Regions from separate parts of the Homo sapiens genome. Here region 1 is linked to region 2. Evidence: read pairs that join two places in POLR2A ChIA-PET (ENCODE). Cell type or tissue: PC-9. All regions are shown on one strand. Each heading gives the region's core, and the rest is flanking DNA. Links, peaks and the distances in the headings are about the cores only. Region 1 holds the start of TRS-AGA3-1 (tRNA-Ser (anticodon AGA) 3-1). Region 2 holds the start of TRT-AGT4-1 (tRNA-Thr (anticodon AGT) 4-1).

The links. ChIA-PET counts read pairs that join two places held together with the same protein. Peaks named below come from ENCODE experiments on the same cell type or tissue, not always from the same donor. Only the 100,000 strongest peaks of a DNase experiment are listed, where the experiment ranks them.
Region 1: POLR2A ChIA-PET joins it to region 2 with 19 read pairs; 2 of 35 experiments call an interaction of 5 or more read pairs at or near these places.

The regions. Positions count from the first base shown.
Region 1 is chr6:27,528,595-27,536,935 of GRCh38, forward strand. It overlaps TRS-AGA3-1 (tRNA-Ser (anticodon AGA) 3-1), which reads left to right and starts at 3,614; the gene lies at 3,614-3,695. In PC-9, for the core only: no CTCF peak of the experiment used is centred there; a DNase peak (open chromatin) is centred at 4,427; H3K4me3 peaks cover 1,083 bases.
Region 2 is chr6:27,721,957-27,730,297 of GRCh38, forward strand. It overlaps TRT-AGT4-1 (tRNA-Thr (anticodon AGT) 4-1), which reads left to right and starts at 4,738; the gene lies at 4,738-4,811. In PC-9, for the core only: no CTCF peak of the experiment used is centred there; a DNase peak (open chromatin) is centred at 4,815; H3K4me3 peaks cover 163 bases.

The DNA.
Region 1 (8,341 bases), core at 96-8,095, 190 kb before region 2:
GTAGTTCTATGTTTAATTTCTTTAGAAACATCCATGCTGTTTTCCATAATGACTGCACAAATCTACATTCTCACCAACAGTGTACTAGGGTTCTCTTTTCTCCACACCCTTGCCAACATTTGTTGTCTCTTGTCTTTTTGATAATAGCCATCCTAACAGGTGTAAAGTTATATCTTATAGTGGTTTAATATTGCATTTTCCTGATGATTAATGTTGTTGAGCACATTTTCATATGCATATTGGCCCTTTTATGTCTTCTTTGAAGAAATTGTTCAGATCCTTTGCACATTTTTCATGAGACTGTAGTGCTGCCAGCTGTGCTCAGAAGGTAAGTCTCTTTGACCATTTTTTAATCAGGTTATTTGTTTTTCTGCTATGGAGTTATAAGTGTTCTTTATAAATTTTGAATATTAACTCCTTTTCCCCAGTCTGTAAGTTGCCTTTTTATTTTGTTGATTGTTTTCTTTGCTGTGCAGAAACTTTGTAGTTTGGTGTGGTCCCATTTATTTATTTTTGTTGTGTATCCTGGACATTTGGCATGATATCCAAAAAAATTATTGCCAAGGCCAATGACGAAGAGCTTTCCCCCTGTTTTCTTATGGAAGTTTTGTGTTCAGGTCTTACATTTAGGTGTTTTATCCATTTTGAGTTGATTTTTGTGTATGGTATAAGAGTCTAATTTCATTATTTTGCATGTGGAAATCCAGTTTTCCAAGCATCATTTATTGGAGATTCTTCTTCTTTTTTTTTTTTAATTCTCTATGTCTTTTTTTTAATTTTTTTTTTAATAGTATTTATTGATCATTCTTGGGTGTTTCTCGGAGAGGGGGATTTGGCAGGGTCATAGGACAATAGCGGAGGGAAGGTCAGCAGATAAACATGTGAACAAGGGTCTCTGGTTTTCCTAGGCAGAGGACCCTGCGGCCTTCCGCCGTGTTTGTGTCCCTGGGTACTTGAGATTAGGGAGTGGTGATGACTCCTAACGAGCATGCTGCCTTCAAGCATCTGTTTAACAAAGCACATCTTGCACCGCCCTTAATCCATTTAACCCTGAGTGGACACAGCACATGTTTCAGAGAGCACGGGGTTGGGGGTAAGGTTATAGATTAACAGCATCCCAAGGCAGAAGAATTTTTCTTAGTACAGAACAAAATGGAGTCTCCCCTGTCTACTTCTTTCCACACAGACACAGTAACAATCCGATCTCTCTTTCTTTTCCCCACATTTCCCCCTTTTCTATTCGACAAAACCGCCATCGTCATCATGGCCCGTTCTCAATGAGCTGTTGGGTACACCTCCCAGACGGGGTGGCGGCCGGGCAGAGGAGCTCCTCACTTCCCAGACGGGGCGGCCGGGCAGAGGCGCCCCCCACCTGCCAGACGGGGCGGTGGCCGGGCGGGGCCCCCCCCCCACCTCCCGGACGGGGCGGTTAGCCGGCCGGGGGCTGCCCCCGACCTCCCTCCCGGACGGGGCGGCTGGAGATTATTCTTTCCCCCATTGTGTCCTCTTGATGCCCTTATCAAAAATTAGTTGGCAGTATATGTTTGAGTTTTTTTCTGGGCTGTCTATTCTGTTGCATTGGTCTGTTTCTGTTTCTATTCAGGAATGATTATGCTGCTATCAGAACAATATGTCTTGATTATTTTAGCTTTATAATATAATTTTAAAGCAACAAGTGTGATGCCTCCAACTTTGTTTTTCTTTCTCAGTATTGCTATGGCTATTTGGTGCATGTGTGTGTGTGTGTGTGTGTGTGTGTGATTCCATATGAATTTTAGGATTATTTTTTCTACCTCTGTGAAGAATGTCCCTTTGGAATTTTGATAAGGACTGTACTGAATTTGTATATTGCTTTGGATGGCATGGACATTTTAACATTATTAACTATTCTAATTCATGAACATTGGATATCTTTCCATTTATTTATGTTGTCATTAATTTCTTTCAACATTTTATAGTTTTCAGTGTAAAAATCTTTCATCTCCTTGGTCAAATTTATTCCTAAGTATTTTATTTTTTGATGCTATCATAAGTGAGATTGTTTTCTTGATTTGTTTTTCAGTTAGGTCATTATGTTTATATAGAAATGCTACTGATTTTTTTATGTTGATTTACATATTATTTTTAAATACCCTTGGTGGGCCCTAATGCAAGTCTTTAAAAATGTACAAGGATTGAAATGACACAGAATATATTCTGTGGGCCCAGCATAATAAAAATAAAATCAATATCAGAAATAAAATGGAAAACCCCAAAATGTTACTAAATGAAAAAACACTCATCCAAAGCCATAGCTTAAAGAAATCACATTTAGTTAAAATGAAAGATAAAATAAGATATATAAAAATTTGTGTAATGCAGCTAAACTGTGCCCAAAGTCTAATTTATAGTTCTACTTGCATATATTAGAATAAAGATGTTTCAATATTTGATGTTAAAGCTTTTTTCTCAATAATTTAGAGGAAAAGAGCAAATTAAAATGTTAGAAACAAGATTATAAAAAGATAGAACACACACACACACAAACAAACAGAGAATATCAACAAAGCCATAAACAGGCATTTAGGGATGATTGACAAAACTATTGTTCTAAATCAAGGATTGTTCAACAAAACGAAGAGAAAACAGAAAATACTAATACCAGGAATAAATATAGGATAACATTACATTTTAGTATATAGACATCAAGAATATACTAAGAATACAGTATGAACAATGTTTTGTAAATAGATTTGACAATTTAGGACAGATTTCCTTCAAGAGATGATTTACCAAAACTGACAGAATAAGGAATTAAGACCTTGAGTTTACTCCTCATCTCTCTTTCTTCTACCTGGAAACCACACTAAGTGAGTAAATCTACTTTTTGTTTCCCAGAATCGTTAGTGAAGCTCAGATAAGCATTCAAAGGGCATTTAAATAAGTGGGGACTTAAAAAAGAAAAAAAAAAGGTAGTAAAAATCTACCTTTGATTTGAGATGCAGGGGGAGTCCTTTACTGGAGGTCAAAGGGGGAGTTGTCAAGGGGAAAAGATGAAGTTTCTTAGAGGCAATACCAGGCTCTCAAACTGACAATAAGTGGATTTCTAGTGTATCCTCTTACTAAGTGTAGCCTCTTACTGGGCTACCACTGAAATACTAGTGCATTTCCTTTCAGTAAATAGAAGTGCATCTCATTCCTTTTATCAATTGCAGAATCTTCCATTATATGGATCTTCCAAAATTTATTTTAAAAGTCAAACATCGATGGCCATTTGAGGTTGTTCAAATCATTGCTATAACTCAAAATTCTGCAGCAAATGTTAGAGCTTGTCGCAATTGTTGCGGGTGTTTCCTGGAACACCATCAGAAGCGGATGGAGCAGGAAGCTTGGTCTCTGGGAATGCCTCCCCGCGTAGTCTCCTTCCATCAAAACATCAGAATAAGGGGTCCTCCTAGGTCCGAGGATAAAGTGTTACTTGTCAGTTTACCACAACAGCATGATAGTCATCTAACTGATGTCAAAAAATAAGAAACATTGACAGCGAATACACTTTTTGGCAGAAAATTTGACCTTTCCAAGGGAGCTAAAGTTCAGTACAGTGACTTATGCTAATGGACAAAGTGTCCTTCACGTAGTCGTGGCCGAGTGGTTAAGGCGATGGACTAGAAATCCATTGGGGTTTCCCCACGCAGGTTCGAATCCTGCCGACTACGGTCCCTTTCTTGTTGGAAAGGGAGTCTACTGACACCTTGCCAGATTGAAAGTCCGGTGTCTTGCCAGGTTGAAAGTCTGTTATTGTCTCTCAGGAAGAAGCTTGCTTGTTCCAACCTGTAGGCTTTTCCTCTTTATGGACCCACTAAAAATACTCCATGTCTCTGAAACAATGAGGAAAAGTCATACAAAAAAAAGTACTTCTATCACAGTCGTATTATTGATGTTTTCCTTTGCCCTAAGAAGAGCTCAGGGTGATGTTTTTCTGTTTCCTGAAACAGATGCCCCATTTTGAAGACAGCTTTCCTTAGAGAAAAAAATTGCTAGGAGTGTTTGTGTCTCACAGAATTGTCCCCTTATTAGGGATCTTCTCCAGTCAAGCAAATGCCCTGGTTTAACGTAGAAAAGGAAATTCCAGGAAATCCATGATCAAATACAAGAGAAAGTGGCACACAGGCATGGTCACCAAGATGAGAATCTATATTGGGCATTTATAAGCAAACCACTACATAATAAAAGATTATTGAGTAAAGCAATTTTTTACATAACCCAATTAAAAAAAAATCAACCATGTCAAGTGGAGTGGCCTGTCCTGGGGTCCAGGACAGTGGTGAAGCAAGAGTGACTAAAACCGAGGTGAGGTTGCGATTATATCCTGAGCACAGAAAGAGCCCCAGCTCAGATGCAGAATCTCATTGTGATGAACAATTATGGGTTAACGCATTGACCAAAAGAATGTTGACCACAGCTGAGTATCTTCCTAGGAATTCCTAGGGGAATTCACGCATCACTGCCTTGGCAGCTTAAGTGGAGCTTGTCCTCACCTCTCTTCTGCAAATCTTCAAAGAGTTGTGATTTATTTTACCTCATCCAAGAATGATTCTAATATTTTTTCATAAACAGAGTGCCGGCCCTGTTCATTGATAAAATACCAGATCCTTTCTTCTTTTATGTGTCTCTTTAGAGCACTGCATTTCAAAATTAGTGGGGCAGTGAGAGTAAACTGCCACAAATCCTCTACTGAGCAGTGCAGGCAGGAGGAACAAGACTTGTCTCAGTGTACGGAGATTCAGGTTTCCAGAGGAGGAGCCTGATCAGTTCTCCTACCCTCTCCCACATCCAGCATGCAGGTTCCTTTGATTCGGAAAAACAATCTAATAGAATTCTAGAATGTGAAAGCTAATGAAATGCTAAAGCCCTTTTGAGGAAATAATTCCTAATAGTAGAGTTAAGTATTCCATCTGACATATATGATCAGAAATTGAAAATATAAATTTGTTCAAAAAGATATCTTAAATGGGTGGGCGCAGTGGCTGACGCCTGTAATCTCAGCACTTTGGGACACCGAGGCAGGTGGATCACCTGCAGTCAGGAGTTCAAGACCAGCCTGACCAACACGGAGAAACCTCGTCTCTACTAAAAACACAAAAATTAGCCGGGCATAGTGGCGTGTGCCTGTGATCTCAGCTACGTGGGAGGGTGAGGCAGGAGAATCGCTTGAACCCCAGAGATGGAGGTTGCAGTGAGCCGAGATCGCGCTGCTGCACTCCAGCCTGGGGGACAAAGCAAGACTCCGTCTTAACAATGATAACAACAGAAACATATCTTAGAGAGGAGTGTTGGTAGCATAAATAGGAGCTTCTCTCCTTCTGGATGCTTTTTTCTGGAAAGCCCATGCAGACTCAAGTTCAGGTTCTGGGGCTGGAGCAGAGATCTTGAGCAAGGATTGATCTTACAGAATTTTGCCTTGTAGAAGAACAGCATTTGATCTAGTTTCTGAATAATGCCATCGAGTTCTAGAAGGGTTTTGTTTTGTTTTGTTTTGTTTCTCTTCCTACTACTAAGGAAGAGAAAAGATGTCTTATAGACAAGAACGTAACATGGAAAACGAGACACACTGATGGACAGTGTCATGAAAACCAGTGTTACAGTCAGTGCAGAAAAATAAGGAAACACAGTATGGTGCCCATAGTAAATAATACTGTAGTGTATATCTCTTTAAAAAAATTTCTTAATTGAAATAGAGATGAGGTCTCCCTGTGTTGCCCAGGCTGGTCTCAAACTTCTGGCCTCAAGTGATCCTCTCACCTTGGCCTCCCAAAATGCTGTGATTACAGGCATGAGGCACCTTGCCCAGCCACATAGTGTATATTACAAAATAAACAGACAAGAATGTTCTCACCACAAAGAAATGATAAGTGTTTGAGATGTATATGCTAAATACCATGATTTGATCATTATACAATGTATAAATGTAACAAATCATCACACTGTACTCTGTAAATATGTATAATTATTATGTGTCAATTAAAAACAAGATTAAAAAATAAAAAATAAAGTGAAACCACTGTTCCCTTCTGTGAATTCTTGGCTACTAAAAAATTGTCAATAAATCATGAACATGTAAAATTAATACAAAAATAAATAAAACAGGTGCATGTTTACCTAAAGCAAATAACTTTCAAGGCCTTGCCTGTCCCATACTGCTAAGGGTATTGTCAAACTTATTTTTATTTTTTTCTTTCATATTTTTTATATTTTGAGAACAAACAGTACCGCTTTAGGGATCTAGTTCTATAAGCTGACTTTTCATTGCTCCATCTTCAAAGCTCACAGAATAATGGAAGACACTCTCCGGTTTTATTTGTCTTCCACCTCAACTGTGGACTCCCTCACTGCTTGCTTGATTTTCACTAGAGGGGCTCATGAATCAGACCATGGCTTCACATGTCATTTCCTCAACTGCCTGGTTGTTCCTGCCTTTTTTTCTTTTCTGTTCTTTTCTTTTTTTTTTTTTTTTGAGATGGAGTGTTGCTCTGTTGCTAGGCTGGAGTGCAGTGGCGCAATCTCAGCTCACTGCAACCTCGGCCTCCCAGGTAAGCGATTCTCCTGCCTCAGGCTCCCTAGTAGCTGGGACTACAGGCGCGCACCACCACGCCCAGCTAATTTTTGTATTTTTAGTAGAGACAGGGATTCACCATGTTGGCCACGATGGTCTCAATCTCTTGACCTCGTGATCCTCCCGCCTTGGCCTCCCAAAGCGCTGGGATTACAGTGTTCCTGCTTTTGAGTGTGATGATGTCAAGATAAAAGGACATCACCCTTAAAGGGAAAGCATTAGAGAAAGAGCCATGGAAAACACAGAGTTTAAAATACTATTCTCATATTTCAGGTTTTATGGAGAGTTCTTTTCTAAAATAGTTTGAAACTTACTTGGGAACAGTGTTCTGTGATCCGAACTGCTAGGCAGCTCCTACAGGGTCCTTCCAAGCTCTGCTGCAAAAAAAAAATTTCCTTGGTACCAAGAAGAATAGAAGATATACCAAGAACTGATCATTATTGTACCATCAATGGCAAAGGAAAGGTAGGAGAGAGTAGCCATCCCAGATTGTTACCCTAAAGGGCAGTGGGGAGAAGCAAATGGCTTTTACTAGAGTAAAGAATCACAGGTCTCAGAATTTGACCCTACCCAGCTGGACTCCAGTGTATGCCATAGCCATGATGCAAAGACGATTTTATTGCATTGTAAATTTTCAACTGTTAAAGGAGGCATTTCCAAGTGTTCAACTGTCTGTGACTGTTTGGAAAAAAACCTATGCTGCAAAAAGAAATTTGTATTCTGTGATTCGATGGATAGTGGTCACCGGTTTAACAGAAGAAAATGTCACTGTCTTCCCTCCCCTACCCCACTTCTTGACCTTCACCCCCACACCCCAGGGAGAGTCCATACATCCCTTCAGAGCACCTTGGCCCACTTGCCCACTTGGAGGGAGACAGTAGAAAGAAGACGTTCTGGTAAGTGGGATTTTTTAAAAAGCTGATATTAAACAAAGGAGTTTAATCATTCTTACCCACAGACTCAAAGAGAAAAACATATAAAGATCAATTTTAACATTAGTTTTAGGTTACAGTGAATTTTAAATTTAATTCTGACATGCTTACAACCATCACCTTCTACACAGGATAGGCTCTGGACTCTCTGCAATCAATATATAAATAGGTTTGATCTAGCAAATCAAGGAAACATTATTCTACATAAATACAGACCAAGAATGTAGAGAAGGAAAAGAATTTCTCCAATAGAAATTTAAAAACTAGAGAAATTTAAAATTGCAACATGAGGAATACAATTTTCTCTCCTTCAGTAATTGAACTGCCTCCTCAGACCTAGTAATAGCTAGTGGCCCTGTGGGCAGCCACTTGACTGGCTTAGAGCTGTTCTAACAGAGAATATAACTTAGAAGGAGGACAAAGAATGAGATGAGTAAGAATTTGGACTAAAACAATCAGCAGATTCAAGTAAGGCAATATACTAAACTAGGTTCTTACTGTGAACTAAACATTCAATTAGGAGCTCTGAGAAGGTCATTCTTTCTATAAATAGTAGAAAACAGGCGGGACGCAGTGGCTCATGCATGTAATCCCAGCACTTTGGGAGGCCAAGACGGGTGGATCACCTGAGGTCAGAAGTTCAAGAGCAGCCTGGCCGACATGGTGAAACTCCCGTCTCTACTAAAAATATAAAAAATTAGCCAGGCGTGTTGGCGGGCGCCTGTAATCCCAGCTACTTGGGAAGCTGAGGCAGGAGAATTGCTTGAACTCAGGAGACGGAGGTTGCAGTGAGCCCAGATCACGCCGTTGCACTCCA
Region 2 (8,341 bases), core at 227-8,226:
GGGTCCCAAGAATCTTAATCTTACCAAGCACCCTCAAGTAATTCTAACTTCAATAGTCTGCTAAACGGCACTCAGTGAAGGGTGCTAAAGCTGTCATGGGGAATTTAAAAACTCATGAAATAAGCTCGTAGAAAGGAAGTTTAGGGTCTGGAGGACACAGAGCTGAAATGAAATCCTGAAGTAGGGTTGGAATATAATTAATTTATGTAACAATACTGAACACCTAGTGTGTGGCGTGCCCCTTTGTTTTTCAGGTAATCAGAGGAAAGCACCACAATATGCAAAGGTTGTGTGGTCTGCAGCAGACAAGCAAAGAAAGTCAGAGAACATCTCCTCAGAATCTCATCAGCTGAGGAAACAGGAGTCCAGGTCTTATTTGTGATGCTCAGGACTGCTTGGGTCCACATCAGGATCTTTATCTGCCTGATGAAGCCATGGGAAAGGAATGGACCCCTGAAGTCCTTTGGCTGTTGGGCTCTGGGTTCTGTCTCTGGCCAGATCAAGGTTCCATTCCTAGAAGAAGAGATACGGCCTGAGAGATTCCCGCTTCTACCAAACACTGAAGGAAATTCAGGTCTCTTGCTGCTGGGGCAAGAACTGACTTGAGGATGGGAATGGAGGTGACTGGAAGGTTCCATGAAAAGCATATCAGAGAAAGAAACCATCATAAATAGATAGACATAAAAATGTTCAGAATATTCTATTGCTGTTAGCTCTGAAACTACAGAGCAGAATCAATCAGCTGTGAAGATTTTTAAAGTATACTTATATAGAGGGTTTAAATATCTACATGTGACAGTAAAAAAGAAAACTATTCGAAGTATATGAAGGATGGTCGGCCTCAGTGGCTCCAGCTATAATCCCAGCATTTTGGCAGGCCGAGGCGGGCAGATCACCTGAGGTCGGAAGTTGGAGACTAGCCTGGCCAACATGGCGAAACCCCGTCTCTAGTAAAAATACAAAATTAGCTGGGCATGGTGGCGCATGCCTGTAATTCCAGCTACTCGGAAGGGTGAGGCAGGAGAGTCGCCTGAGCTGGGGAGGTGGAGGTTGCTGTGAGCCCAGATTGTGCCACTGCACTCCAGCCTAGGCGACAGAGCGAGACTCCGTCTCAAAAAAAAAAAAAAAAAAAAAATGTATATGAAGGAGAACATCCTTATACCCAGGAGACAGAAAACTTTTGAAAACTTCAAAAGCACAAACCATAAGGCAAAAAACAAAGAAGACATATTTGCTTACATTAAAATCAAGAATATAGCCACTGTAGTCTAGCTACTGGGGAGACTGAGGCAGGAGGGTTGCTTGAGCCTAGGAGTTCAGTGCCAGTCTGGCCAACATAGCAAAACCCCCACCTTTAAAAAAATCTTTTTTTTTTTTTTTTTTTTTGAGACGGAGTTTCGCTCTTGTTGCCCAGGCTGGAGTGCAATGGCGCGATCTCAGCCCTCCGCAACCTCCGCCTCCCAGGTTCAAGCGATTCTCCTGCCTCAGCCTCCCGAGTAGCTGGGATTACAGGCATGTACCACTATGCCTGGCAAATTTTGTATTTTTAGTAGAGACAGGGGTTTCTCCATGTTGGTCAGGGTGGTCTCCACCTCCTGACCTCAGGTGATCCCCCCGCCTCGGCCTCCCAATGTGCTGGAATTACAGGCGTGAGCCACCGCGCCCGGCTAAAAAAAATCTTAAATTAAAAAATCAAGAATATGTAAGGTAAAGGATACAGTAGAAAAATAAATATGTAGATAGATGCACTAATGGGAGAATATGTTTGAATTGTCTCCAAAAATGGCAAGGGCTTAATATATATCAAGAAGCCATGAAAATCTGCAAGAGAAGGACAGCAAGATCAAAAGGAAATGAACAAAAGATAGGACAGGCAATTAAAGGAAAGAAATATGTCATGACTAACAAAGATTGCACAAAACCTTTAGTAATCACAGAAATAAAAAGTAAAAAGATATATCGCATTTACTGTCATTACATTGGCAAAACTAGAAGCTGAATAAAATCAATTTTTGCAGGACTAGTGATAAAAGAACCCTCCTGTCCTGCCAGTCGAAGTTTAAATTAATGAAGCCATTCTGGAGTACTTCTTATTCAAATTAAGTATATTCACATTCTATGATGTAACTGCTCTGCTCCTAGGCATAAATCTTCCCCCACCCTATCCACTGCCTCAAATCTTACACAACTACCGAGAGTACACATGTGATAAAGTTAATCACAGCCTTATTTTAGTCTTTTGAAATTGAAAGAAAATTTAATATTTATTATTGGAAAGTGGACAGGTAAACTGTTATAAATGCACACCATAGGCTATTAAGCAATATAAAAAGTAACAGAGTAGATATACATGCAATAATGTGGATGGAACTTGAAATTATAATACTATTGAAAAAGAACACCAATAAAAGAGATATGGGTTTCTGCTTCTACCTGTGAAGAAGTCACTGTTAGGAAAATTGCAAACAACAAGAAAAATATACTGGACATAAGTATGTGAAATAACTGTTTTCAGGCATCGCCTGCTGTCAGTTTGGGACTGCGATACCTGAGAGAAGAGAAATAAATGAGGTGAGTCTTACAAATGTTTTAGCTTATTGTCTAGAGTACGATCAGAAAATGTGGTCTAAAGATGAAGCCAAGGGTGTTATTGTAAGTCCTTTATTAATACCACAGAGAGACTTAAGGTGGTATCTAAACAAACCCCTGAGGTTCTTAAGGACATACCTTAAGGATCCTATAGTTTAAACAATAACTCTACAACTCTTAAGACTGTGGCCCTACTGCAGTTTTATGGGAAGCCAAAGGGAGACAAGGCATTATTTTCATGAATGTGGCTTTTGTTTTAAAAGAGATTGGCGAACTTTAAAAAAAATTTTTTTTATTGAGGCAGAGTCCGGCTCTGTTGCCCAGGCTGGAGGGCAGTGAGTGGTTCGATCTTGGCTCACTGCACCCTCCACGTGCCAGGTTCAAGTGATTCTCCTGCCTCAGCCTCCCAAGTAGCTGGGACTACCACCATACCCGGCTAATTTTTTTTTGTATTTTTAGTAAAGAGGGGTTTTCACCAGGTTGGCCAGGCTGGTCTCAAACTCCTGGGCTCAAGTGATCCTCCTGTCTTGGCCTCCCAAAGTGCTGGGATTATGGGGGTGAACCACTGCTTCTGGCCTGGAAAACTTTTTCTTTAAAGACCCAGATAGTAAATATTTTAGGCTTTGTGGGCCATTCAGTTGATGTGGCAATTACACAAATCAGCTGTTGCAGGAAAGCAGCTACAGATAATGCTAAATGAATGAACGTGGTTATGTTCCAATAAAGCTTTATAAAAACAGATATAAGTCCAGATTTGGCCTGTGGGCTATAGTTTGTGAACCCCTGGTCTAAAGGAATAAACTTCAGTAACTTTCATAAAGTCACATTTTTTGAAGAAAATTAGAGTATTTGAACATTGACAGTCTGGACTGAAAGGAATAAAGGACAGCATAAAATGAAAAGAATTTGGACCTCACCCCTCTTCCTCCCAGACTACTATGGGAAAGAAGTAGGCTAAGAAAACCATTCAGCTGCAAGTAAATGATATTTCTTATTAAAAGAATGAATGAATCTGAGTGTGGAATAAGATCCCAGGAGATGGACCAAAGAGCCTAGGGAGTCATTCTCAGACGGCATTACTGAGTTCCAATCAACGCACTAGCGTTATGTGCCCACTGAATTCTACAATTGCTACAGACCAGTGTGACTCTTGTTTTTTGTTTTTTGTTTTTCTTTTTCCTCTTGTTTTTGTTCTTTTTGAATAGGATTGTGTATCGAGATTATCCTATGTCTCCTGTGCCTGTAGTTGGGAGACAGGTAACTTGTATCTTAAGTACATAGATGTTCAAACTAAGTAGAACCTTATTTGAAAAAAATTTTTTTTTTTTTTGAAACGGAGTCTCGCTCTGTCACCCAGGCTGGAGTGCAATGGCGCGATCTTGGCTCACTGCAAGCTCCGCCTCCCGGGTTCAAGCGATTCTCCTGCTTCAGCCTCCCGAGTAGCTGGGACTAACAGGGGCCAGCCACCACCCCTGGCTAATTTTTTGTATTTTTAGTAGAGACGGGGTTTCACCACGTTAGCCAGGATGGTCTCAATCTTCTGACCTCGTGATCCGCCCGCCTCGGCCTCCCAAAGTGCTGGGATTACAGGCGTGAGCCACCACGCCCGGCCGAAAAAATTTACCCAAGGAATTTAATCTGCACCTTTACCTGATTTTGATAACGCCATCCTAGAGGTCGAGTTCATGTTGCAAAGAAGTCAGACGTGGCCAGGGTGACTATATTCTGCATGCTGGACAGGCAGAATCATTGGGGGCCAAGTTAAAGAAAAATGTAGAGAGAGTGTTTTTCCTGTTACCACTTACCCACTGAATGAACAAATGAAATGAGAGTTCATCAGAAGGCAAATTCACTGCCAGGCATAGGAGATGTAATTGTTCTCAAAACCAAGCAAGTTTTCTACCTGGCCGCCAGAGCTTATCGTCTGGAGGTGTTCTTGACATTTAGAGCAGTTTCCTAAAGGAAAACAGTCTTCTTAATTCAGCACCTATTCTTATTCTACAGCAAGAACATTATTCTCTGGTTTTGACTGAGATCCAGAAATGTGGTATTGTGTTACTACAAAGAAAGTCACTGAGGTAGAAACATTGACAGGCCGAGGTGTAAATTTTTATAAAATAATAAATTACCCCTACACAACACAGGTGAGGCTTCGTGGCTTAGCTGGTTAAAGCGCCTGTCTAGTAAACAGGAGATCCTGGGTTCGAATCCCAGCGAGGCCTCTTTATTTCTTCCCCTAAACTTAGGTAAATTCTTGTCACTAGTTAAACCTGACTTAGATGTATACCTAATAAAGCAGCAAACCTTGAATCTCGATGTCTGAGGCACTTTGTAGAGGAACGTGGTGATGGGTTGGAAATATTTACGATGAATTAGCTAAATCTATGCCAGAGACCAACCGTCTAGAACCATCTAGAATTGAGCTGCAATTTTCTACGTTTAAATTTTTGTAGCTACTTTTCATATTTCTAAGGAACTTACAGCTTCACGTAACATTTTTGCTTTTAATACAATTCAAAAGGAAGGCAAGGAAGGAGATGAGACATACATATGGTATAAATTGAGTGTTGTGATAACTTCCTCCTTGCATGATTCTGAACTCTAGAATTTCACTGAATATATTGAAAAGTGGAGTAACATGACAACGTCTTGAGAGGATAAGAAGAATGATTAGTGAAACACCAAAAGAAAACACAAACAAAAACAAAAAACCTAACAAGAGGCTGGAAGCAAATGGGGCCTGAAGTTGTGGATCATTTATTAGACAGATAAAAATAAAATGATGGAAAAAATTAATCAAACCCTGGATACAGTGCTATGTTTTAGCTGCTCTTTAAAGAAAAAAAAATTATCAGTTATATCTTCAAAGTATCACATTCTACAAATGCCTTCCCTCATAACATTCCTTGTTGCAGTATTGCGCTCAGCTTTTTGCTTCTCCCTGTAAGGAATGATTACATTGGATGATTACTCCTTTGTGAGCATTTAGGAGAAAAACCAGTTACGTAATTGATGAGTGCAGTGCAAAATGGAAATGTTCCTTGTTTAAGGAAATTAGGAATTTCAAACCAGCAATAGCAGAGCATTAAATCAAGTGCCTGGCCTTGTGCAAATGCGTAGGTCGCATGCCCATGAAGACAGTCGTGACTGGGAAGACGGTCCTGATTGGGAATGTGGTTATTTGTCAAAAGACTGGATTTTAGAGACACCTTGAAATGGAGTGAAATCTAAAGTGATAGTCAATGATATCAAGTACAGCTAGAAGGCTTGAGCACTTAAAAGTACTAATCAGGGGTGAGGCGCGGTGGCTCACGCCTGTAATCCCAGCACTTCGGGAGGCTGAGGTGGGCGGATCACAAGGTCAGGAGTGTGAGAGCAGCCTGGCCAATATAGTGAAACCCCGTCTCCACTAAAAATACAAAAAGTAGCCAGGCGTGGTGGCGCACGCCTGTAGTCTCAGCTACTTGGGAGGCTGAGGCAGGAGAATCGCTTGAACCCAGGAGGCGGAGGTTACAGCCACTGCACCCCAGCCTGGGCAACAGAGCAAGACTCTATCTCAAAAAAAAAAAAAAAAGTACTAAGCAGGGAAATGTTCCAGTATAAAAAGAATTCTGAAAGTCATGCTTTTATTAGTCTTCTCTAACAAAGTAACATTTCTTATACAATTCAAGTTACTCTTTTCTCAGGCAACTCCACCTCCTTCCAAATCCCATCAAATGGCACCAGCCTGGGATCTTTCAACATAGATATATGCTCCTTCTTCCTTTAGCCTCCTGTTGTCTTTGGGCTCCCACGGGGCTCCCTCTTTAAATCTGGTGTAGGAAGAGAGCAAGTCGTATTCGTAGTACTGAGTTACACAGCGTAAACCACTTACAAGCGTATAGTCATTTATTCGAATGGACGGGGTTCTAAGAGCGTGAGTCCTAAAAACGGTCGCTGTAAATTTTAGGAAGACAAGCGGTCGCTATAAGTTTTAGGAAGACAAAACTGAGGACAATACAATGTTCCCGCCTGATTTCGAACCGGGGACTTTTCGCGTGTGAGGCGAACATAATAACCACTACACTACGGAAACCCCTAACTCATATTATAGAAACCCCTAAGAGAAGGAACTATCCTGCTGGACCTAATCAGGAATTCCCTATTAATCATCCCGCCTTCCTAGAAATTTGTTTTCTTTCTATTCAAGTCAGTGTCTACAATCGCATTTTAAAACTGGTACAAAACAAGCACCACATCGAGATTAGGAAATATCCAAAACCCAGAAATTGCTAAGTATTTGAGTTCTATGAGCCTTATACTAAAACTATAACCTCCATAAGATAAATCTCAAACATCTTGGCTCTGACCAGATTTGACGTTTACTTACTTGACGTGATGACTGGAATTTGTCCTTCTGCTTACCTCAGAATTCCTTCTCACTCTCTCACCTAGAGTCAAAATCGTTGCAAAATTCTACTGAGCTTACATTCAGACTTTATAAAATGTCCTTCTCCTCTGTTGTTGATAGGTCCCTCGTTCAGGCCCTTCATATCTGTTCTTCACGACTGTCCGTACCGATTCTAGGGTTGACTCTCTGAATCAATTCTCCACCGAGCTTAAAGTCCCAAGCTTCATTTCCCTTCACAAAGTTCCACAAACATAAACCTTTCTTCTTTCTTACATATGCATTTTATAGACTTTTTTTTAAAGAGAGGTTCTAGATTCGCAGCAAAACTTTGAGCAGAAGGTACAGAGATTTCCCATATACCCCCTGCCCCCGCACATGCATAACTCCCTATCAACATGCCCCACTAGAATAGTACATTCATTACAATTGTTGACCTATCTTGACATACCATCATCACCCACAGACCGGAGTTTACATTAGGCTTCACTCTTGGTGTTGTACATTCTATCCATTTGCACAAAAGTATGATATATACCCACCAATATAGTATCATGCAGAGTAGTTTCACTGCCTTAAAAATTCTCTGTGCTTGGGCTGTTCATCCCTCCATCCTCACAAACCCTGGCAACGACTGATCTTTTTACTGTGTTCATAGTTTTGCCTTTCCAGAATGGCATATAATTACAATTATACAATATTTGCTTTTTCAGATTGGCTTATTAGTAATGCGCATTTAAGTTTCCTCCATGTCTTTTCATGGGTTGATATCTCATTTCTTTTTAATGCTGAATAATATTCCATTGTTTACATATATCACAGTTAATCCATACACTTACTGAATAATATTGTTTGCTTCCAAATTTTGGCAATTATGAATAAAGGTGCTATAAACATCTGTGTACAGATTTTCATGTGGACATAATTTTTCAACTCTTTTGGGTTAGATACCAAGGAGTACAACTGGATTGTGTGAGAAGAATAAGTTTACTTTTGCAAGAAACCATCAAACTGTCTCTTAAAGTAGCTGTGTCATTTGTGATTCCACCCGGAATGAATCAGAGTTCCTGTTAGTCCAAAGCCTCACCAAAATTTGCTGTTGTCAGTGTTCTGGACTTTAGCTGTTCTGATAGGTGTGTAGTGATATCTTATTTTTGTTTTAATGTTCATTTGCCTGATGACATATGATGCGGAACACCTTTTCATATGCTTATTTTTCATCTGTATATCTTCTTTGGTCACATGATTGTTAAGGTCTTTGGCCATTTTTTTTTTTCATGAGGTTGTGTTCTTACTGTTGAATTTTAAGAGCTCTTTGTAGATTTTGAATAAGAGTACTTTATCTGGTATATCTTTAGCAAATAT